4 separate regions of the Mus musculus genome follow, and regions 1, 2 and 3 are each linked to region 4. A link is a loop called in an ENCODE intact Hi-C map of the cell type or tissue named here. Cell type or tissue: left cerebral cortex. All regions are shown on one strand. Links, peaks and the distances in the headings refer to the core of each region. The heading gives the core; the rest is flanking DNA. Region 1 holds the start of Dedd (death effector domain-containing). Region 2 holds the start of Sdhc (succinate dehydrogenase complex, subunit C, integral membrane protein). Region 3 has its middle 9.3 kb from the start of Mpz. Region 4 holds the start of Tomm40l (translocase of outer mitochondrial membrane 40-like).

What was found. Hi-C counts contacts between places; a loop is a spot of excess contacts. Peaks named below come from ENCODE experiments on the same cell type or tissue, not always from the same donor. Only the 100,000 strongest peaks of a DNase experiment are listed, where the experiment ranks them.
Region 1: it touches region 4 in a loop (2.0-fold over the local background); 2 of 42 quality-filtered maps call a loop at or near these places.
Region 2: a loop joins it to region 4, with 5 times the contacts of the local background. A loop is called at or near these places in 19 of 42 quality-filtered maps.
Region 3: a loop joins it to region 4, with 5 times the contacts of the local background. A loop is called at or near these places in 21 of 42 quality-filtered maps.

What each region holds. Positions count from the first base shown.
Region 1 is chr1:171,325,815-171,331,395 of GRCm38, reverse strand. Dedd (death effector domain-containing) reads right to left here and starts at 2,251. Exons shown (of 6, transcript NM_001128609.1): 1 at 1,870-2,251; 2 at 111-143. It overlaps Gm20045 (a long non-coding RNA gene), which reads left to right and starts at 4,082. Exons shown (of 2, transcript XR_865726.1): 1 at 4,082-4,502. In left cerebral cortex, for the core only: no CTCF peak of the experiment used is centred there; DNase peaks (open chromatin) are centred at 1,295, 1,511, 2,253, 3,250 and 1 more place; H3K4me3 peaks cover 3,096 bases; H3K27ac peaks cover 2,374 bases.
Region 2 is chr1:171,146,798-171,152,378 of GRCm38, reverse strand. Sdhc (succinate dehydrogenase complex, subunit C, integral membrane protein) reads left to right here and starts at 1,776. Exons shown (of 6, transcript NM_025321.3): 1 at 1,776-1,820. The coding sequence starts at 1,801. It also overlaps a transcript of Mpz not described here. In left cerebral cortex, for the core only: no CTCF peak of the experiment used is centred there; DNase peaks (open chromatin) are centred at 1,133, 1,744 and 2,556; H3K4me3 peaks cover 2,014 bases; H3K27ac peaks cover 2,127 bases.
Region 3 is chr1:171,161,984-171,167,564 of GRCm38, reverse strand. No RefSeq gene overlaps it. Among named protein-coding and RNA genes, the nearest start is that of Mpz, 9.3 kb to the right of the region's middle. In left cerebral cortex, for the core only: a CTCF peak has its summit at 3,164; a DNase peak (open chromatin) is centred at 3,081.
Region 4 is chr1:171,218,336-171,223,916 of GRCm38, reverse strand. It overlaps Nr1i3 (nuclear receptor subfamily 1, group I, member 3), which reads right to left. Exons shown (of 9, transcript NM_009803.5): 9 at 5,072-5,328. The coding sequence ends at 5,199. Tomm40l (translocase of outer mitochondrial membrane 40-like) reads left to right here and starts at 1,403. Exons shown (of 10, transcript NM_001037170.2): 1 at 1,403-1,542; 2 at 1,764-2,013; 3 at 2,278-2,345; 4 at 2,657-2,749; 5 at 3,011-3,112; 6 at 3,265-3,370; 7 at 3,494-3,616; 8 at 3,732-3,808; 9 at 4,021-4,123; 10 at 4,257-5,581. The coding sequence starts at 1,899. The coding sequence ends at 4,396. It also overlaps a transcript of Apoa2 not described here. In left cerebral cortex, for the core only: CTCF peaks have their summits at 1,171 and 2,902 (motif pointing right); DNase peaks (open chromatin) are centred at 1,328, 2,386 and 2,906; H3K4me3 peaks cover 2,128 bases; H3K27ac peaks cover 1,893 bases.

The DNA of each region.
Region 1 (5,581 bases), core at 398-5,397, 110 kb before region 4:
TGAACTCCTTTGCCCTAGCATCTACCTCCTTAAGCAGGTTCTACCCCAGTGCATCATACCGTTTCCATTCCATCCCATTGTGTGCAAACAAGAAAAAGTTCCAGACTTACCTTTGCAAGAAACTTAAATCCCCAGGGCTCTTCCTAGCACAAGTTTCAAAGCCAGCACAAAAACAAAAACAAAAACAAATAAGGGGGGGGGTAAAAGAGCAAAATTTCAAGCTTTATTTTGAAACTTCAAAGGTCCACAGTTAGTCAAGTGTCAGTGCCAAAAAAAAAAAAAAAAGTCATCTAAGCCTAAAGTCATTTCATTGGCTGAACTATTCCAAATTACAGAGAACTCAAACTGACCAAATCCACAATATCGTATCAGCCCCTCAAAATTTCTAGTCTCAATGGCTCATAGCAAGAAAGGTTCCAAGTCAACACTTCTGGGAATGAACCATCACCCTGATACTGTCTCGCCTTCCTCAATACCTTATTCCGTCTAGTTTCTTACAACATGAGTGGTAGGGGGACTGGAAGGGGGAAAGTTACAGCCAAAGACAGCTCTTCCTTCCCATCAGGTCACTCACGAGGCCAGACTCAAACTTCACCTCTTCCCTCAGCACACAATGAAAACAAAATGACCACTAAAGCAACATCCACTCACGTCTACACTCCGGTAGGAAACGGTGGTTTTGTTTTGTTTTGTTTTTGTTTTTTTTCCTAAATACGCATATTGACACCTCCTCCCCCTCCTACAACTTGAGGGTCAGTAAAGGTAAGCATATTTAATTAGCCTGTTACCTAGAGGCCAGTCTGTCTCTTCTATTTCCTCCTCAGGCTTCCAGAGCCTCCACCTTGGTATATAAGGCTCCAGAAAAGTCTCTTTCCCTATTCTTGTAATGCTAATTGCAAGAAAAGAAAAAAAGAAACCTAGGAAAGAGCTTTACTAATCTCCCTATTTGTAACCAGGAAAAACAAGGAAGCAAGCGGGTGTTTTGGAAAGCAAATCCGGTTGAACCCTCATTCAACCCCAATTCTCCAAACCCACATGACCATTCCTTTCTGCCCTTCCCACCCTATTAAAAGCTAAGCGCCTGGCAATTAAAATTGGCTGCAACTGATACTGCTTAACTCTGCTGCCCTTCCACAGGGGGGAAAGGGAAACCCCCAAACCCTCTATCACCCGTGCAGCTCCACTGCCCTATCTTCCCCCCTTCCTTTCAAACTTTCCTCCGGGTCTCTCACTTTCTACGTTACCCCGGCACATCGCCACTCTCTCCATCCGCCAAGCCCCGCTTCTCTTCTCCTCTTCCACCCCAATTCTCCCCTTAGGCCCTTCCGCTTCCAATTTGAACACTTTGAAAAACCTCCCTCCGGCACACGTCTCAAGTCCAATCCAACCCCCCCCCCCAACCCCCGCCACCTCCCACGTCCTCACCACGGCGCTCACGGGAGTCCAGCCCTCCCTGCAGCCACATGCCACCAGCCCCCGTCCCCTCCACACCCTCAACCTCTCCCTCCGGCTCCTACCCCTTCCCCAGCGCTGGCTCGCAGCCCCGCTCCCCACCTCGGCCTCTTTACTGCCCCTGGCCTGGGCCAGCCTGGGCCCTTGTTTACGCCCCTCCCCAGGCTCGCACTCCTGCGCCCCGACCCCTGCCCTCTCCCACAGTTGCCATCTCCCCTGCACGCCCCCCTCGGCCGCTCCCCTTCCCCCACCTCGCAGCGTCCCGTCACCTCCCTCTCCGGAGGTTCTCCGGGCTGGACGTCGCCACCGCCTCCCCCTTCCACTTTCCTTCCCCAAGCCCTTGGCGGCCCCGCCCGGCCCCGCCCCGTCCCACTCGACTCCCCCTCCCCACGCCGGCCGGCCGCCCCGCCGCCTCACTCTCGGCTCAGCCTCGGCGCCGCCATGTTGGATCCATCCGCGCCGCTCTCCGGGGCCTGCGCCTCACGGAGCCGCATCCGGGCTCCAGCCGCCGCCGCCTCCGCCGCCGCCGCCGCCGCCGCGGGCGTGGGGGAGGGGAGGGCCGGGCGGGGGTGGCTGCATCCTGCACAGCGCCTCCCGGAACCTGGCCGGTTAGTGTCGGCTTCGAGACCATAACGAGGCATGAGCGGAGGAGCCATACTAGGTGAGGGCAGCCTGGCAGCGGCATTAAGCGGGGAGTGGGTAGCTTCACGTCGGCAAGAGAGGCTGGAGACTGGCAGCCATCTTGCTTAGGGGCAAGCTGGCAACGCAGGGTTCTCCTAACGGCGGCGGCGGGGAGGTTCTAAGAAGCGGAGAGAGAACGTATTTGAAGGTGGAAGCCTTGGTGGCGCCCGAGCTGGCTGGTATCGGGCTCGAAGGCCCTCGGGAGAGAGGGGCTGGCAGCCATGATACGTAAGGGCGGAATCGGCCGGGGGTCGGACTGCCCGGTGAACTGAGGTGAAAGGTCACGATCTGGAGTTCACCTTTGCCTTGAACTTCCTGTCACTCTGACGTTCTGAAACCCGAACCTCGCAGCCGCGCTTCTCACCCTCTCTCGGAATTCATCCCTTCAGTGTTTTCCTTTTGAGCTCCCATTTTCCTATGGAAAAGTCGCCTCAGCTGACGGGTGAAGGACGGCTGAGAATTGAATTGGGGGTGGGATGGGCTCGAGTATGTTCTGGAGCTGCCGAGAGCCTGCTGTGGCTAAAGGAAGAGGTAATACAAAGGGCTTTGAGATAGGGAGCTATGACTCAAGACCTTGCAAATTTATTTTATCCTAAGGGCAGTCGAAGAGGCTTTGAAGGGTCTAAACAGAGGTGTGAACAGTTAGTTATATTTGTATTGTAGAGAGATCACAGCTTGCCAGCTCTGGGCATGTTAGTGCCAGCCTGAAGCCTGAGGCAGGAGGATTACTTGAGCCCTGGAGATGGAGACCAATTTGGACTTAATTTAAGCGAAGAAGACCGCAAGGATGTTAGAGCACTGTAGAAGAATGCGTTCTTAGCACGGTTAGGCCTGACGTTCGGTCCCTGGGGAGTGGAGCTGGGTAGGGAGAGAGATCAATTATGAAGCTAAAGAAGAGACAGTGGCGATGTGTAGGTAGGAAGGCATGTGTTGGATAAGGAAATATGAGTGTCCTGACTTGAATAACTGGGTTACGTTATTTTTAGTTTCAAGAGATCTGCGGGATATCTTTTAGGCAAGTATATATGAATTAGTGTGGTTTGAAACCAAGAAAGTTGAAAGTGTGCTTGCGCATGTCTGGATATTCTTGGAGCCATAAGAGAGAAAAATGGCCTAAAGAGGAGGATGTGTGCATTCGAGGAGTGAGATGAGGGAAGGAAGCAGAAAATAGGACAGCGAGGAGGCACAGACAGGAAGCCAGACAGAGAAAAGTATCAAGGAAACTTGTTACAAGTATCAAGAGTAAGCGATTAGGTAAGATGTGGACTAAAATGTGTGGTTCGGAATGTGGAAGAAATGAAGGTCACTAGGTAAACTTGGAGAAAGTTGTTACATAGAGGTATAGGGTAACAACCAGATCCAAGTGGAAAGATACAATGTGTAAAAAGTTTTGTGGCTACTCACACTAAGGTTTGTAATCCCAGTTTTCAAGAAGCGGGAGGATGGGATTTGAGGCAAAACTGGACCTATTTAATGAGCAACAGACCAGCCAGACCCAGTAGTAAAAAGGCAAAAGTAAAAAGCCCTTTTCTCAGTGTTTATTGGGGGGAGGGGGAGAAGTGGGGGAGCTGTCAGTAAGTTGTCGTGTGGAGGAGAATTTAAAAGAAAAAGGAAGGTTTTCACCAGTTTGTAGTAGTGCATACCTTTAATTCCAGAGGCAGAAACAGGCAGATCTCTGAGTCAAGGCCAGCCTGGTCTACAGAGTGAGTTCCAGGACAGCCAGGGCTACACAGAGAAACCCTGCCTCAAACAAGAGGGAAGAAGGAAAGAGGAAAGGAAAAGAATGAATTTGAGGTAACGTGATCCTCCCAGGTGACTGGGCTGTACATTAGCAAGACCTTTGTCAGTAGCTTATCCAAGATAGAATGACTGATAACAAGAAAACTGACATGCAGGCTGGGGGGAAATGCTCAGAGCTACACAGAAAACCTGGTTTAGGGGGCAGAGGGGTTGTTTCTTGTTTTTTAAAAACCGTAATGTTGTAGTGAAAGAGAATACTCATGGCGATTACAGTAGGAGAGACCTTTGTCTCGAAAAAAAAAATCCGTATAGAGGATTTTTGTTGTTGTTGTTGTTGTTTGGTTTGATTTTTTTTTGCTTTTGTTTTTTGAGACAACAACCAGGTCGTGATCCACCTGCCTCAGCCTCCTGAGTTCTGGGATTAAAGGCATGTGCCACTGTGTGTGTGTGTGTGTGTGTGTGTGTGTGTGTGTGTGTGTGTGTGTGTGTGTGTGTGTGTGTTTGTGTGTGTGTATTTCTGTCTTAAGAGGAACTGAAGGGCCGGGTATGGTGGCGCATGCCTTTAATCCCAGCACTTGGGAGGCAGAGGCATGTGGATCTCTGAGTTCAAGGCCAGCCTGGTCTACAGAGTGAGTTCCAGGACAGCCAGGGCTATACAGAGAAACCCTGTCTCGAAAAACCAAAAAAAAAAAAAAAGAGGAACTGAAGGGATGGCTCAGCAGTTGAGAGACTGAATTCTAGAACACTTTGGACATCAGTTCCAGTTTCAGAGGATCTGGCACTCTCCTAAGGGCCCCCGCATACATGTACACATACAAACATGCACATAAATATTTTTAAATCTAAAAGTGATCTAGCTAGGTCACTTCTGATCTCTGAAGGAATCAAACATAGTAGGGAGATCCCTCTGCATCCATGTTCATTTGTTGTAGCACTAGTCACAATATTTATGTTTTGGACTTTGCCTAATGCCCATCAACAGGTGAAGGGCTAACAGGAATGGGATTTTATTCCGTCAAAAAAAATGCAATCCTCTTGTTTGCAGGAAGATGAGTGGCACTGGAGAGTATTGTGTTTTGTAAAAGTCAGATTCAAACAAATATTTGAATATAATGTAGATTTGAATATAAATACGGCATGACGGTAGAACTTTGGTGTACAAGAGAGGAGGAGGAGGGATGAGGAGAAAACGGCCGTGAGCAAAGTACACAGTGTGCTTGTGTGACGATGTCTTGGTAAAACCCATCTTTTTTCTTTTTCAAATGTACTCAGAAACTCTGTAACCTTAACTGTCCTATAATCCGCAGCCTGGCCTTGAACTAAAAAGATCAGCCTGCCTTTGCTTATACAGTGCTGGGATTAAAGCTGTGAGGCACCACAACCAGCAGAAACCCATTAGTTTATATGATGAACGTGGCTCACACACACTCCAGAGCCATAGTCACTCATGTATGCTTCTAGAACTAAGTGTCTCTATCCTTCTCTCCAACAGTAAGTGTACCAGTTTTCAAGAGGGTTTTTCCTCACTGACACTCTTCTGTCCCCATGGGGAAGACTTTGCCTACTCTAGTTGTTTCAATTTTTTAAAATTATTTTTGGTTCATGTATCTAGCAAATATAAAGTGTTTGCCTGCATTTGTGTATGTGTGCCCCATGTGTGCCTGGAGCCTGCAGAGACGAGGTGTTAGATTCCCCGACACTGGAGTTG
Region 2 (5,581 bases), core at 250-5,249, 72 kb after region 4:
AACTCCAGTTCCAGGAGGGAACTGGCATCCTTTTCTGGCCTCTCGGAGCACCAAGCACACACGTGGTATACAGACATACAACCATTTAAATAAAACAAAGAGCTAAATTAAAGGGACATCTGTTACATTTTATTCTTATTTTTGTTTCTGGAATACTGTCTGTGTAGTCCAGGTCACCTGGAACTTGGTATGCTGCCAAGGCTGAGGATGACCTGAGCACCTGACCCACTAAGTACTAGGACTGTAGGCGTGTCAGCAAGCTGGGTTAGAGAGGGTTGGAGCGATGTCTGGGAGGGAGTTCAGGAGCAGAAAGCTGTACTTACTAGAACAATTTTCTACTGATGGACCTTCTTACTAAATTCTAAAAGCTGTTTTCTTTATGTCAGTTTGTTTCTCTTTTACCTGTCTCTGGAGAGTGACTTCAAACTCACGATCCTCTTACCTCAGCCTCCACAGTGCTGGGACTATAGGCACAGCCACTGCTACCAACATGAAACTTATGTTTTGAGGTAGCTGGCACTGAATTGTGTCGCGTCCATCTTGAAGATCAAGAAACACTGCAAAAGAGATTCCTGCACTGAACGGAGGGTTGGATGAGAGAACCTCAAAGGTCCCTAAAAGTCTACAAAGTGCTTTCTTTGTCTAACGTTACAAAAATGCAAAATAATATTATTCATTTGATGAAGGGGGGAAAAAAGCGAATTTGTGCTATTTAAATCCTGAAAGGAAAAAGGCAGGAGAGAGCTAGATTGCTAAATATAAATGGGATCTGAATATTAATACATTCAAAAAGAGATTTGCTACAGAATAAGAGTTGCTCTGGGCTGCCCCCCTTTATTCTTTCTCCCTTTGCCTTGCCACCCCTCAGCGCCCAGGGTCAGGAACTTTGACATTTCATTTCATGTCTTTCTCTCTTTCCTCAGTCGAGAGACTCTGCAACTGATTTCTGTGCTTGGAATCCTCAAAACCGTGGATATACAGTATATATAAATCAAAGCGGGTTCTCCTCCACACCCCTAGGCTCTTGTGGCTGTGGGTGTCACCCACATATCGCTGAAAAAATAAACAAAAGAGCGTTGTCTTTGGCCAGTGGGAGTTTGGTTCGTGCTGCAGCTCAAACCCTGGAATTGCCAGGCCTAAAGGAGGTGGTGAGAAAGGATGCCAACATTGAAAGGGATGGCGGATGGCCCTCTGGCAGCCCACGACACACTCCCTACGGCCCAATTTGGGGTACGGTTTGCTTATCTTGCTGGGGATATGGCTTAAAGGTATAGTGCTTGCCTAACACGGGAGGCACCAAGTTCAGAAGAAGGCCAAACTAGCATTTTTCCTTGGGTGTCTCAGCCAGCTAACTAGGGGATTTTTAAGACAACTTGGAAGGAGGGGGGTGAAGTGAGCCTCTGAAATCCTCAGGGAATAAATAAGCCGGAGAAGTGGCTGCCTGGCAGAGCGAGCCCTACAAAATAAACACTCGGGCAGGTAAACGCACTAACGGTAACCACTCGGCGATTTTGGCCAAAACTTTGACAAACGACGCTAGCTAGAAACTGGCGCGTGAGAGGAAAACCGAAGAACTGAAAAGCAAAGCAAAACAAAAAACTAAAACCAAAAAAAACCAAAAAGAACCCAAAACAAAAAAAGTACCATCCACCAAGCCCGGAACACAAAGGAGGTTCCAGCCTAAAAATTCTGAGGTGTCATATGATAGTCCCCGCCTCCGCCCCGCCGGCTCCGCCCCCAAAGGCAGGGCCACACGGGGGGAGGAGCGATGCGTCATTTCCGTCCAGGCCGGAACTCAAGATGGCTGCGTTCTTGCTGAGGTGACTTTAGCCTGGGGCTAGGAGTCCACGCCCGCGACCGTTGGGGGAACCTGAATTAGTCCCTGAGGGGGTGACAGCGGTGTGTGCCTTGCGGGGACAGGGAAAGGACCTGCGGGTGTGCAGGCCGCGCCCCTGGGATCTTAGCACCCCCTCTTCTCCCCCGGCGGAGAGGCTCGGAAGGGCTTAGAGGTCACACTGTGTGTGGCCGAGTGGCGCGGCTGTCATTGTTTCTGCCTCGCCCACCTCTAAAGCCTCTTCGAAAACTGCTCTTGTGGCCCCAAAAAGCTGCTGTAACTTCGAGATCAGCGGGCCCCTAGGCCTGCAGTTTTGGGGGGACTTAGGGATTGTAGAGGGAGGGGCTCCTTGGAGCACCTACTGGGTGCTTTAACTCCTGGCAATCCTGCTAGCAACCGGTGGAAACTGTCGGGCATCCTAATGCATCCCTCCCAAGCCAAGGTCAATAATAGCATCCACAGTGGGTCTCTTAATGTTGCCCAGGAAATCCACTTTGTTTTGTTTTAATTTTGGTTTTAGCGGGACAATTGGGTGGGTGGGTGTCACCACCTTTCTCTAAAGTGTCCATTTTCTGTCCAGAGAAATAGCTTAGATTTCCCCTTGTTCTGAATTCTTCACTCATTAGCTATCATCCACAGAGCCTTTATAGTTGTAAGGGCTAGTGACATTTCTGGTACAAATCCCAACCCAGTTTTGTGCCAGTCCTATTTTTGGAAATTATTTGTTATGGAAAGTTAGCTTCAGTGCTGTTGAGATTCCAGACCCCGATTCTCCCAAATATGTTTTCATTTCTCTTTCCACTTCTGTCATGCAGTATAAAAATAGAGGGATTCTGTTTAGTCTTTCTTTGTAAAAGTGAGTCTTGGGGAGTTTGGATTGGTTATCTTTATCCTTTATTTTTATCTTGCTGCGCATCCTCATAGCCGAAGGACAGGACCAGGTTTTCCAGAGCTGTATCTTTCATCCCTAATTTTGACCATAATTAAATGCTTTCAAATTCTATGATGTAACACATGCTGGTGAATGTTAGGGCATATCAGGTCAATGGTTTAACATTTAGCTTAAAATGATCATATTGGTTCCAGGCATTTATCTTAGGAGTTTCGGGATTAGTATGTAGAGTCTTCATCTTTGGGTTCTTCCTGGATCTAGCCAGTCTCACATGGAAATTATTTGAAAAGCAAATTCCCAAAGCAGTTTGAGTGTGTTACCTGCCAAGCATTACACTGAGTCCCTGGGAGGGGACTGTGGGTGTGTCCTGCTGTCACCTTCCGTCAGTCAGATATTCTGTCATCCCAGCACTAAGAATTATTTACCTCACCTTCTGTCCTCATGTAGATTGGTTGTGTCTACAAGTAATTTTTTTCCATATTTTTGTGTATGGATTGTACATAAGTAGCTCTCCCCACCCCATTTACCTTAAACCATAGAGTGTAACATACAGAATATTTAAATTATAATAGGCATTATAAGTAATACAGAAATTACTGGAAGTATAAGAGAATGTGCACAGGGCATATGTAAATGCCACACCATTTTACATAAATGACTTAATCAGCTGCTTGTGGAGGCACACCCCACCCTTCTCAGCACTTAGGAGACTGAGGCAGGAGGGCTGCTGTAATATTGAAGCCAGCCTGAGCTATAGAGTGAGTTGCTGGCCAGCCTGGGCTGTAGAATGTGGTACTGTCTCAAAACAAACACTTGCTTCCAGCTATAACTGTTGATAATTTTTTTTTCACTTTTCTTTAGTATGGGTGTAGGTGGCTGCACATGTGCTATATGGCTTGTGTGTAGGGTTCAGAGGACAATTGGGAATTCCAAGGGCCCAACTCAGGTTGCCCCGCTTGGTGGCACGTGCCTTTTCTCTCTGAACTATCCCACTGGCTCCTAGCTGTAACATCTTAAACAACATTCCCAGTGTAGAGAGTCTTTTCAGAGTTTCTGGTTTCACATGAAAGGCAAGGATAGATAACTACTTTCATATTTCCAACAAGGTTGTCGACTCTGTACAGCTTGTTTCTGTAGGGGCCTTGTGCAAAGCTCGCACTGGTATTTGGGAACAATAGCAGCAGACAGATTGTGCGATAGATTCCAACCCACATCTGCAAACTCTTGCTGGGTAGCTGAGTGACTGGGCCTAGCTCGGTGTGAGGAATGTGTGCCCTGCAACTTCAGAGACAATCTAGTCGATTTAAAGAGATTTGTTCCCACTTCTTTCTGAGAGCCCTGGGGACACAATGTCTGCATTCACCTCTTGTCTCAAAGGGAAGGGTGAGAGCTGAAGAAGGGCTGGTTGCATTTTTCCCCTCTCATAATGGGCCTGCTAGTGCTCTGGAGTAGCCTATTAGGCTCTTGAAATGATTGTGTGTGTGTCTAGTATCATGAACCCATGTAGAAGATGGTTGGATTTTTTTGATCCGTTGTTTTTCAAGACAGGGTTTCTCTGTGTAGCCCTGGCTGTACACCAGGCTGCCCTCAAACTCACAGAGATCCTCCTGCCTCTGCCTCTGAGGGCTGGGTTTAAATGTGTGTGTCACCGCCACCAGGCTCAGTTTCTTACACCTTAATGAGTTCTTATATCTCCACAATGCCTTGTACAAAGTGGATAACTAGTTACATAGAATTAACATAGGTAAGTTTTCACTTCTAGAACTTCGTTCTGGTCACTTTCCTAAATGCTTTGGACATGTTGGCTAGAATTATGCGATTAAAGTGTGTGTGTGTGTGTGTTTGTGTGTGTGTGTTTCATTTTCCTTTTTGGACAACATATTGAATATAGCCCAGGCTAGCTGCTGTTCAGACTAGGATGGCCTTGAATTTACAGCAGTCTTCCTGTGACTTGCCTCTTGAGTGCTGGGGTTCCAGGTTTACAAGCCTGATTACCCGAGTTTGATCCCTAGAATCCCCATGGTGGAAGGAGAAAACCAACTCCTTGCAAGTCCTCTGAGCCCCATATGTGTGTTGAGGCATGCCCCATCACATACAAAATAAAATGTCATTTAAGTTATTTTAAATTAATTTTTTGTGTGTATGGGTGTTTTACCTGCATGTATGTCCTGTATCAGGTGCATGCCTGGTACCTTCAGAGTCCAGAAAAGGGCAATGGGTTTGCTGGAACTAATGTTAAAGATGGTGTGAGCACCATGTGGGTGCTGGGAAGCAATCCCTAGGCTCTGGAAAGCAGCTAGTGCTCTTAACTACCGGGCCATCCCTCCATCCAGCCCCTGTAATTTTTTTTTAAATAGCAACTTTGAGGTAGGAAACAATTATCTTTTGTGTGGGGATGATAGAGTCTTTGCTTTTTCCTTTTTTTTTTTTTTTTTTTGTAATATTATATGAGAAGCTTTGTGACTTGAAGTTTATCTCTGTTATCTGGAAATTGGTGGTAACTTTTTAATTTAAAAAAAAAAGATTTATTTATTTATATATATGAGCACACACTGTAGCTGTACAGATGGTTGTGAACCTTCATCTGTTGTTGGGAATTGAATTTAGAACCTTTGCTCCCTCTGTCAGCCGGGTGGTTTGTAAGCCACCATGTGGTTGCTGGGATTTGAACTCAGGACCTTAGAAAGCACAGTCAGTCCTCTTACCTGCTGAGCCATCTCACCAGCCCAACATTTTAATTTTTAAAACATTATTAATTATTATTACTGCATGTGCTTATTTGGGTGTACCTGTGTGCACATGTGTCAGTCAGAGGAGAATTTTGTACAGTTGGTTCTCTTCCTCCACCTTTAAAA
Region 3 (5,581 bases), core at 439-5,438, 57 kb after region 4:
TTCCTTATAGTGAGAATTCGGGAATTTTGGATCCTTACCAAAAAAAAAAAAAAAAAACCCACAGAAATATTATAAGAATATGTTTTTGTTTTAACCCCAGGTGTGGGATTTGGGGCTGCTTCAGACTGTCCCCAGCAGCTGACTGTGATTTGCCTTGTGCTTTGGTGGGTGTATGATTTTACCAGCTGCAAATAGTTGTGTGGCATTTGGAATTCTGGGGACTTTTTCAGAGGGTGTATAAATGCTAGGGGCAGAGTGGGTTGTTGGTTGTTCATTGTTGGTCACAGTTTGTTAAGTAGTCATGTGCGAAGAAGAGGAGGAGAAGGAAGAGGAGAAGGAGGGGGAGGGGAGGATTAAGAGGAGAAGGAAGAGGAGAAGGAGAAGAAGAAGATGGAGAGGAAGAAAAAGAAGAAGAAGAAGAAGAAGAAGAAGAAGAAGAAGAAGAAGAAGAAGAAGAAGAAGAAGAAGAAGAAGAAGAAGAAGAAGAAGAAGAAGAAATAATTAGATATCCTGAATTAGACATCCTGATGTCAAATATCAAACTTGCCCCAAGGAACTCAACTCCTCTAATCAGCAGGAAGTAGTCTAATGATAAAATCACCCACTTTCTGCCCCTGACTTTCTTTATTCAGGGAACTCTTTCCTTTTTCCTCTAGCCTTTTTTTTTTCTCCCTTATCTAGTATTCAGAGATTGAAATGGTGGGGGAAAAAAAGGGTGAAGGGTGGAAGAAAGAAGAATCCACAAAGTAGCAAAGACCCACTACAAGTGGCAAGCAGATGTGGAGCTAGAATGAGAAATTTGATTTCAAATGCCAGTAGAGAAAACAGCAGAGGATGGGACTAGAGAGATTGCTCTCAGCAGCTAAGAGCACTGACTGCTCTTCCAGGGGTCCTGAGTTCAATTCCCAGTAACCACATGGTGGCTCACAACCATCTGTAATGGGGTCTGAAGCTCTCTTCTAGTGTGTCTGAAGACAGCTACAGTGTACTCATATACATACAATAAATAGATACACCTTTTTAAAAAACAGCAGGGGATGAAGGGATGTATATTCTTTTTCTTTCAAAATGCCAACTACATTTCTTTATTTCTGATACTGTTGGCAGAGATAGTGGCTCCTGGTGGCTTCCTTGTCCCTGACACATGTTCAACGTCTGCGAATCAGTCCTCATTGGATTCATTCTAATTAGCTGCTGTCAGCTTTGTTTTTCATAAACACTCTAAATGTAGTCCCTGTTGTCTGTGCTTTTCTGGAAATTGAGAGTTTGCGGGTGAGGAGTTTTGCTTTCTATAGTGTTAGGTATCACTGGTGATCTTTTTGGTTAAGTGGCAGCAGGTCTGACTCTTGATCTAAAAAGGCAAGGGACTCGTGGTCCATAGAGAGGCAGAAAGTTATGCTGGTCACAAAGCAAGAGCTTCCTCATTTTCTCCCTTGACATTGGCCCCTAGAAGCCATGCTTAAGAGAGTACTGGCAGCCCGTGTTCCCCCCTCAGGCTTTGAGCTTCCTTTAGAGTCCATTTATCATGAAGACTGTCGATCAGTTTGAGATAGCTGAGACTGTAAAAGTAAAGAGGCTCCATTTGGGGGTCTTAGGAAATGCAGTCAAAGAGCCATATCTGGACAGCATTGCATGTGTATTCTCAAAGACAGGAGGAAAACAGTGGCTTATGTAAGCAAATGGTACTGATTTATTGCAAAGCAGTAAAAATTCCTTTCTAGGAAAAGTCTATAGCATGCTGGGAAATAACTAGGATGATGTGACTAACAGAAGACAAAGGATGTGTATAATAAAAATGTCCACAGAATGGGAATCTGACCTTTAGAAACATAGTTTGAGTCTCCGAGCATGATGTCATTGCTGGTATTTCCAGAAGCCAGCAGTCAAATGGTGAAGGTGGCCAAAAGCTCACACACTTAGAAACCAGTGTGACAGATAGGTGCATGAATCCCGTCCCTCAGTGTCCTCTTAGTGCTAGGTCCTGAGTTCTAGTCTTAGTTCAGTGACCATTGTGCCTTGGCAAAGTTAATAAATGTCTCCATGACTCAGTGTCCTCATTTGTCAAGGGGGGAGGCTGTGTCAGAATCTAAGGATGCAATGGACCAATGACCAGGTCAGCTGTGATTATTCTTTGCTGGGTTGAATTCTGTTGACTTAGAAGGTTTCATAGTTAGGGCCCTCTGAGATCTTCATTCCCTAGGTTGGGGTGATACTTGAGTCTCATGCTACAGATAGGCCATGAGAGGTAAGAGAGACTTGTAAAGTACCCCTGTGGCTCAGTCCCCTTTCCAGGCACTTTCACACATATTAACTCATTTAATTTTTTTTTTTTTCTGAGACAGAGTTTTTCTGTGTAAAAGCCCTGGAACCCATTCTGTAGACTAGGCTGGCCTTGAATTCACAGAGATCCAGTTGCCTTTGCCTCCCATGTGCTGAGACTGAAGGTGTGTACCACCACCATCCTCTAGCTCATTTACATTCTTGTAATGGTCCTGGTATCTCCATTTTACAAGTGAAGAAAGTGAGCCACTGAGATACTAAATAACCAAAGCAAATCAGTAGTTGAAGTAGGGGTAGAACTCAGGTGGTCTGACTCCTGAATTTGTGGTTTTTATATGACACAGATAAACTAAAGGTTGATTGTCAAGGATGCTGTCCAGCCTGATTTAGAAGGCAGAGGGGTGGGGCAGGCCCCTCTTTAACTGAGCTCCGGAATACCTATTTGGTCCTGCATAGCAGACACGTAAGATCTAGACCCTCTTTCTTTCTTCTTGGGAGGACCCCAACCTGGCTTTACCTGACTCCCAGATTTCTAACAATGTCTCAATCTCATCCAGATGCCTCTTCTGCTGCTTTGGGGAGTGTGTGGCTAGGCTCTCTGAAGTTAAAAGTAGTTGTAAGTGAACTAGATAGATAAACGGGGCTCAGAAGAGCTGATGTGGCTAGAGAAAGAGAACCAATAGGAGGCTCGAGACACTGGCTAGATTCTTTCTCCATCCTTATAGGCAGGCCTCAGGCCTTATTTACACTTCTAAGGAGTTCTCTCAAGGCTAGGCTGATCTACAGAGTTCCAGGACAACTAGGGCTCCACAGAGAAACCCTGTCTCTGTGTACCGGACAGTTGTGGGGTGGGGGAAGTTCTCAACAGAAAGGTATACTGCCCTCTAGGGAAAGTTTCAAGAATCTGTGGGAGGTTTTTTGTTTCTTGGTTTGTTTTAGTAATCTTTTTTTTTTAAACAATTATACATAGTAGTTATGTATAACTGGTAGTTATGAGTCCAGAGAAAAGTAAGTATGCTAGACAATAATACAATGACCTAGACAATGCAAAAGAACTATTCTATACCCTTTAAACGTCTCACAGGGGCCATCGCAGCAGTTAAGGGCATTCACCTAGGATGCTAATGACTGAGTTTTAGCTCCTGAAGAGTCTGAAGTCAGCCTAGGCTATAATGTAAGTTCAAGACCAGCCAGGACACAGAGTGGGACCCTGTCTCAGACACACTAATGAATAAACAAAGCTCCATCTAAATTGGGGAAAGAGGCCGGATAGATGGTTCATGGGTAAGAACACGTGTTGATCTCTAACTCTAGTTTTAGGTGATGTGATGCCCCCTTTTAAAGGCATAGGTGGGCAATAGGTACTTGTATGTACATATACATACAAGCAGGCAAAAAAACCTCATACACACAAAATAAATAAGTCTAAAAGCAAAACTTCAAAAATAGCAAGTTAAGGGGAAGAAAATATTCATCTCTAATTGACTGTAACCTTGTGGAAATTTTAGCATTAATATGGGAATAAACCCACAATGTGTGGAATAAACCAAAGAGAATATTGCACTCTCTGCTATAAAGTTAATTCATGGGCTGGAGAGATGGCTCAGCAGTTAGGAGCACTGACTGCTCTTCCGAAGATCCTGAGTTCAAATCTCAGCAACAATATGGTGGCTCACAACCATCCGTAATGAGATCTGATGTCCTCTTCTGGGGTGTCTGAAGACAGCTACAGTGTACTTACATATAATAAACAAATAAATAAATCTTTTTAAAAAGTTAATTCATGCATTTCTCAAATTGATAAAAACAACAAAAAGCAGAAGAATCTATCTCAAGGAAGCCAAGTGGTAAACCATCACCAAAGAGAGGAAATGGTTGATCATGCTGAACACTGCCAAGAGATGGCAAAGACTCAAAAGTGACCACTGAGTTTGAACAACAGGAGCTAGTGCTGTGGCTCAGTGGCAGAGTGCTTGGCTCAAGTGCACAAGACCCTAGGCCAATAATACGCACCACACACAAACAGTACACACACACACACACACACACATACACACACACACTATGCTATTCTACAAGCATACTTAGCATGGACATCACTGATGCCCTTTGAGGAAAGCAATTTTAGTGGAGTGATGGCCATGGTTGTAGTGGGCTGGGAGGAGACCGTGAAACATAGTGCAGATACTCTACCAGATCAGACATGTTCAAATGGCTTTATCAGACAGTGAAGTAGAAAAAAGAGGCTGTAGATAGAGGTGAAGGTATGGGAGCTATTAAAATGCATTATAATTTCCCCATCACTACCAATTCACTTGCAGATTTTGTTTATAATATTTATTATAATGTTTTCTGCCAATGAAGAGGATAAAATCTGAAGTATTTCCTGGGTGAGTTTTAGATTTTCTGTGTTGTTTAAAGGTCTTCTTCTTGTAGAGTTTAAGCAAGTGCCCTCTTAAGAATGTGCCCTCTCTCTTGGCTCCTAGACTGGCCTTGAATTCAAAGCAATCATTCTGCCTCATTCCCCCAAAAGTGATAAAATTGCAGTCATCTGGCAACTTGCCAGACTTTTCATGATGACCTCTTATTTAAGTATTGGTGTGTGTGTGTGTGTGTGTGTGCATGTGCATGTGCGTGTGCGTGTGCGTGTGTGTGTGTGTGTGTGTGTGTGTGTGTGTGTGATGTAGTAACACAGCCTGCTACTGACTCCATTCTCAGTTCTTCTCATGTGTGTTTGTTTAGAGTGACTGCTTGGGGCTATAATTCTGTTTTGTGTTTTAAACAAGGTCTTGTTCTGTAACCCCAGCTAGCCTTGAACTCCTAGAAATCCCTTTACTGTCCAGCTTTCTGAACGCCAGAATTATTGTAATGTACCAACACACATTTTTACATTTTATTTCTTATATCATGTGAAATAAAATCTTAGTTTCCGTCCAGACATTATGTCTGATTCTTTTGAGCAGCTGGAGAGATAGCTCAGCAGTTTGTTAGTGCTCTTGCAGAAAACCCACATTCAGGTCCCAACACCCACATCAGGTAGCTTACTATGACTAATAATAAATCTAATGCTCCCCCACACCTGCCTCCAGAAGAAGCGGTTACATTTTCCCACAATCATCTAAAGATTCCAGGATATATCTAAATTGACGTTATCCACAAACTGGCTAGTCAGGTATTAATAATATATAGTCAGGTATTAATAATATATCTAAAGTAGAGAACAAACGGAAGTTGTTGCTTTTGAAACAGGGTCTCTTGTAAACCTGGCTGGCCTTAAACTGTTATTTACTATTTAGTTAGA
Region 4 (5,581 bases), core at 171-5,170:
CAGTAGCTACTGAAAACATTCCTATCACTCACCTTTTTGCCACCAAGCTTACCCTGTGTGTACTGGAATATTAGTGAGAGATACGGGGGTGGAAGTGTGGAAGCTAGGGAGGGAGAGTGCAACCGAAGACCAAGAAATCTGTTTATTTTAGTTATGTGTTTTGCTTCCACGTGTATCTGTGTAAGAGTGTCAGATTCTCTGGAACTGGAATTAAAGTTGTGGGTGCTAGGATTTGAACCTGGATCCTTTGAAAAGTAGCCAGTTCTCTCTCTCTCTCTCTCTCTCTCTCTCTCTCTCTCTCTCTCTCTCTCTCAAACACACACACACACACACACACACACACGACTCTCTCTCTTTGCATGTATAAATGCAAACAACAGAAGGGTACATCAGATTCCATTACAGATGGTTGTGAGCCACTATGTGATTGCTGGGAAGTGAACTTATGACTTTTGGGGAAGCATCTGAGCCACCTCACCAGCCTCGTCACTGCTCTTACCCACTTCGCCATCTCTTCAACCCTTGCATATGCAATCTTGCATATTTCCAGTTGTCCTCTTGTGGACTTACCTCTAGTGTCACATCACTGCTTGCCCCTGGCCCTGGGGGGAGGAGCGTAACTTCAGGCTGCGGTTGTATTCTTAGATTTTATTTGTCTTTTCTCCATGTAAATAATAACTAGAGAGGGTAGCTGCTTCGGAAGCTAGTTCTGCCCACAACTCTCTCCTCGCCCTCAGAACTCTCACAGTCATTTTTTTTGGGGGGGGGGGGTCGTTGAGACAGGGTTTCTCTGTATAGCCCTGGCTGTCCTGGAACTCACTTTGTAGACCAGGCTGGCCTCGAACTTAGAAATCCGCCTGCGCCACCACGCCGGGAAGGCAAGGCCTGTGAATTCCAGCGGGGGAAGGGGGGACGGCGGGGGGCGGTAGAGGTCTGTTTTGGGGGGTTGGATTGTGAGTAGCAGTCCTTTGGAGGTGGTATAGAGTGGAGAGTTGTGGGGATTCTCCAGCCGGCTTTCAGGAAGGTGGAGGGTAAAGTGAACCACGTCTTCACAACCCCTGAGTGTGATATATTCATAAAATAGGTCTTCAAACTATAGTTTCACTTTTCTCACGTTCCGGTTTAAGGAACTCCATTGGTCTAATAGGCAAAATGCTCCCTCTAGTGTCTTGAATGCTCAAGAGTTTATCTCGACCTTGAGGAGGTTGGGCGGTCTTAAAAGGGGGCCTTCCACTAACGTCTAAAGGGCCACCCACAAACTCCCACTCGCCACTGCACTCGGACTGAAGCCCTGGGGCCTGCAGGCCTGCCACTCTTCTGTTTTCTCCTCTCCTATTGGTCACTAGTAAATTGAGGCACCTTTTTCATCATTGAGTGGGTTGGGTCTTTGGGCGCTTCCTTTGCCCATTTCCAAGATGGCGCCTACGGACATGCTTGGAATACAGGGTGAAGCTGCAGTTCTGCCATTACTCAAGATGGCTGCCCCCATCAAGATGACCGGGTGTGCCTAGGGGGAAAGAGGCTGCAGGATGGTCTGAGATGGTAAGGGCTAGTGTTCCATTGCGGGCAGACCCTTGGGACGTGGGAATGAAGAACAGAGAAACTAGAAAGTCAGCGGAAGCCTGCGGTAGTAGTTAAGACTAGATAATGGGAGAGCAGACGGGGGTGACAGGTGGGGGTGAGGGATCAACGATGGGGCGGGAGTGTGCCCGGGATTCAACTTTAGCATCGGTGTTCTCTCCCCCTACTGTTCCTTATTGCAGGTCTAGCATTGAACCATATGGAAGTTTCTGAAACTGGGGAGCCCGATGATGGGGGGTGGAGCCCGTGGGGGATAGAGGGAGCAATAGATTTTATCCCCAGGCTAACCCCAACCCCTCCCTGTCCTCTGGATTAAAATGGGGAACACCCTGGGCCTGGCACCGATGGGTACTTTACCCCGCCGGAGCCACCGTCGAGAGGAACCGCTGCCCAACCCCGGGAGCTTCGACGAGCTGCACCGGTTGTGCAAAGGTGAGACCGCAGCTTTTGGGTGTCTCAGGATGAAGGGTCATAGAGAAGGGGAGGGTCCTGAATGCTGATGTCCAGTGATGTGAACAGCGAGGGGAGATCACAGCTGGAGCATCCGGCAGTCAAAAAGGACCAGATGTTCAAAGCAGAGCGTTTTGTTGCAGGATTTGAAAGGAGGTCATTTCCTCCAGTGCTTCATATGCAATTGAAAGGGGAGTCCGTCTATGTAGTTAGGGGTCCTTATCTGTGCATGTTCCTTCCCTTCAGATGTATTCCCAGCACAGATGGAAGGCGTGAAGCTGGTTGTCAACAAGGTTCTGAGCAGCCATTTCCAGGTGCTCCCACTGGTCTGGCCCCTACTTACCCCCCTCCTCCCTGCTTGTCTCTGGATCCTCTTTACACCTATTAGTCCTGTCTTGGCTAGGCTATGTGGGACAAATGAGGGGAAGTGTGGGGTCCTCCCCCCCCAATGCCTTTAAGCAACAAGATGTGGGACTTGTTGCTTAAAGTCCAGTGGCCCTCTGCATGCGTTGGAATAGTTGAGGTTTTAAAAAGCCCCCTCTGGATGGAAAAAAAGGTCAAGGGTGGGAGACGGGATTGAAACGAAATAGAATGCTCTGTTCTCCGTTGTCTCCTCTTTCCTCAGGTGGCTCATACTGTGCACATGAGTGCCCTGGGCTTGCCAGGGTACCACCTCCATACCGCCTATGCAGGGGACTGGCAGCTTAGCCCCACAGAGGTGAGGGCTCCCCCACACTCGCGTCAACTGTGTAAAACGCACATGGACGTAGGTCTTGAGAATTTGGAAATGTGTGTGATCAGCAACTATGTTCTCAGTGCCTCTTCTGAACGCGAGCTAGTCCTGTGCAAAGCTGCCCGAGTTTGTCTTTGGCGTCCACCAGGGGGCACTGTGAGATGTTACTGAAATCCCTTCCTGTTCATGTGCCAATGGATAGAGCTACCTACCCATCTCAGCCTTCCTGTCTACGCTCCCTAACAGGTGTTCCCCACTGTGGTGGGGGATATGGACAGCAGTGGCAGTCTCAACGCCCAGGTCTTGCTTCTGTTGGCAGAACGGCTGCGAGCTAAGGCTGTCTTCCAGGTGACCCACAGTTCCTGCCTCCATCCACCGAGGCACCTCTCTTTCTCCTCCATGGGTATCCTGCCTTGGGGGACGCAGGGGGAGGAGGAGCAGAGGCAATACTGAATATAAACAGAGAGAAGGGTATTTTATTTGTTACTCTCCCCACCCAGACACAGCAGGCCAAGTTCCTGACATGGCAGTTTGATGGCGAGTATCGGGGAGATGACTACACAGCCACTCTGACCCTGGGAAATCCGGATCTGATTGGGGAATCAGGTGGGGAACTGGGACGGAGTTCTGGGGGTGGGGGGACCTTTTTGGCTAGGCTAGGGTGGGAATGACCAGATGGTAAGAAACTAAACCTGACTCCCTGACTCTTGCATCCTCTCTCCCTGACAGTGATCATGGTTGCTCACTTCCTGCAGAGCATCACCCATCGGCTTGTGCTAGGAGGAGAGCTAGTTTATCACCGGCGGCCAGGAGAAGAGGGGGCCATCTTGACTCTGGCTGGGAAGTACTCAGGTACGAGATCAAGTGAATGATGGTGAGGAGGAGAGACTCGGGGCTTTTCTGGGGTTCCTTTGCCTGTATCTACGATGGTAACTGCCTTTTCCCTCTGTTCTCCCCCACCCTGCAGCTGTCCACTGGGTAGCTACGTTGAATGTTGGGTCAGGTGGGGCCCATGCAAGTTATTACCACAAGGCCAATGAACAGGTAAGACTACCAAGCTCATCTCTTAGCCTAGTGAGTCAGTCAACCAGAACCTTCTGCCCCTCGAGTCTTCCCAGGCTTCTGGCCTATGATTCTTTCTGGCCTCATCTGGTCTACATTTTCACACATGCATTCCAGCTTGCTTATACCCTGCCAGAACTCCTGTGGGATTCATGGCGACGGGTCCTCCTCTCGTTCTTGTCCCTGCTTCTCAGGTTCAGGTTGGAGTAGAGTTTGAGGCAAATACAAGGCTACAAGATACGACCTTCTCCTTTGGTTACCACCTGACTCTGCCCCAGGCCGATATGGTGTTTAGAGGTGAGGGTTTTGAGACACTTAGAAGTGGTGAGGGATTTGGGGACATGCAGGGAGGGAGGCTCTACCTTACTTCTGTTGACTCCATACTCCAAGTCTGGCTAATCAACCGGGTCAATATACTTTTCCCCGGCAGGCTTGGTGGACAGTAACTGGTGTGTTGGTGCGGTGCTGGAGAAGAAGATGCGTCCCCTGCCTGTCACCCTAGCCCTTGGAGCCTTCCTCAATCACTGGCGAAACAGATTCCATTGCGGCTTCAGCATCACTGTGGGCTGAGGTTGTCCTGGGAGCAGCCTCTGCAGCAGCTGGAACCTTTGAGTCTGATACCCTAGGGCCAGAGACTAACTTGGTCCCTCTCCAGAGCCTACCTTGCCGGATGACTCCTAGGTCCCATGGGCAGAGTGGGGGGGACAGGACGATGTCCTCCTCAGAACCAGAACTGCCGGAGAGTCATTTTTTCCAGTTAGGTAGCGGGTTGAGGTTCCCAATACTGCCATCAGCCCCACTATAATCTCCCATAAGCTGTATGGCTCTGGAGTAAAGGAGAGGGACTACGGGATGTGTCTGGCTTCCCTCACCCTACTTTTTTTGTTATTTTTGTTTGATTGAGATATTACTACTCCTTCTTCAAAGCAGAGAAATCTGCATGGAAAGAGGGAGCAGAAAAAAAAAAGCCTCCTATCCCATTTCTCCTGGTTTCTCCATTCCTCAGTCTTCCACTCCTTCCCTCGGGAAGGGAGGATTAAAGAGTTAAATCTCTGGCCACAGAAAGACCAAAGAATGGGCCCACCCATTCCCAGAAGGAACTCTAGTCACCTCCTAGCCCCGAGGCTTCCATCTTTCCCATCCCCTGTGTTTCCGGAGAACAACTTTGGCCCTGTGGTTGCCCACCTCCCTTCTCTCTGTCCCCCACCCACTCCACGCCCCACTGATGAGTGCACTAAGAGACAGTGACTGTTCAGCATTTCATTGCCACTCCCAAGCTCCTTCCTGCTGGTTCCCGTGTGGGGTCCAGCGCTGTACCCTTTCCAGGCCAGTGTATCCCTGGGGGTCTGGGGAAAGGATGCAAGCCTGGGCCTCAACTGCAAATCTCCCCGAGCAGCGGCGTCATAGCAGACAGTTCCTCCAAGCGCTGAAGTTCATAGGAGTATGCATTGTTTATACTCCGGAGGTCAGCCAGCAGGCCCATCAGCTTTGCATACAGAAACCTTTGGAGGAAGGAGCAGGGTTACCAGGGAAATAAGGCAGCTGGGAGTCCTGTCCTGAGGTTCCTATCCCCTGGACCACTCCTCAGAGAGGCTAAGTCTGAGCAGCAGATGCTCTGGAGCTACATCTTGGAAAATCTCAGACATACCCAAGAAGGGCCTCTATCAACACTGTTCCTTCATTGTGCCTAGTTTTTCCTGAACCCAGGGCTTTGAGGTCAAGTGTAAAAGAAGTTCTTGGCCAAAACGTCAACTG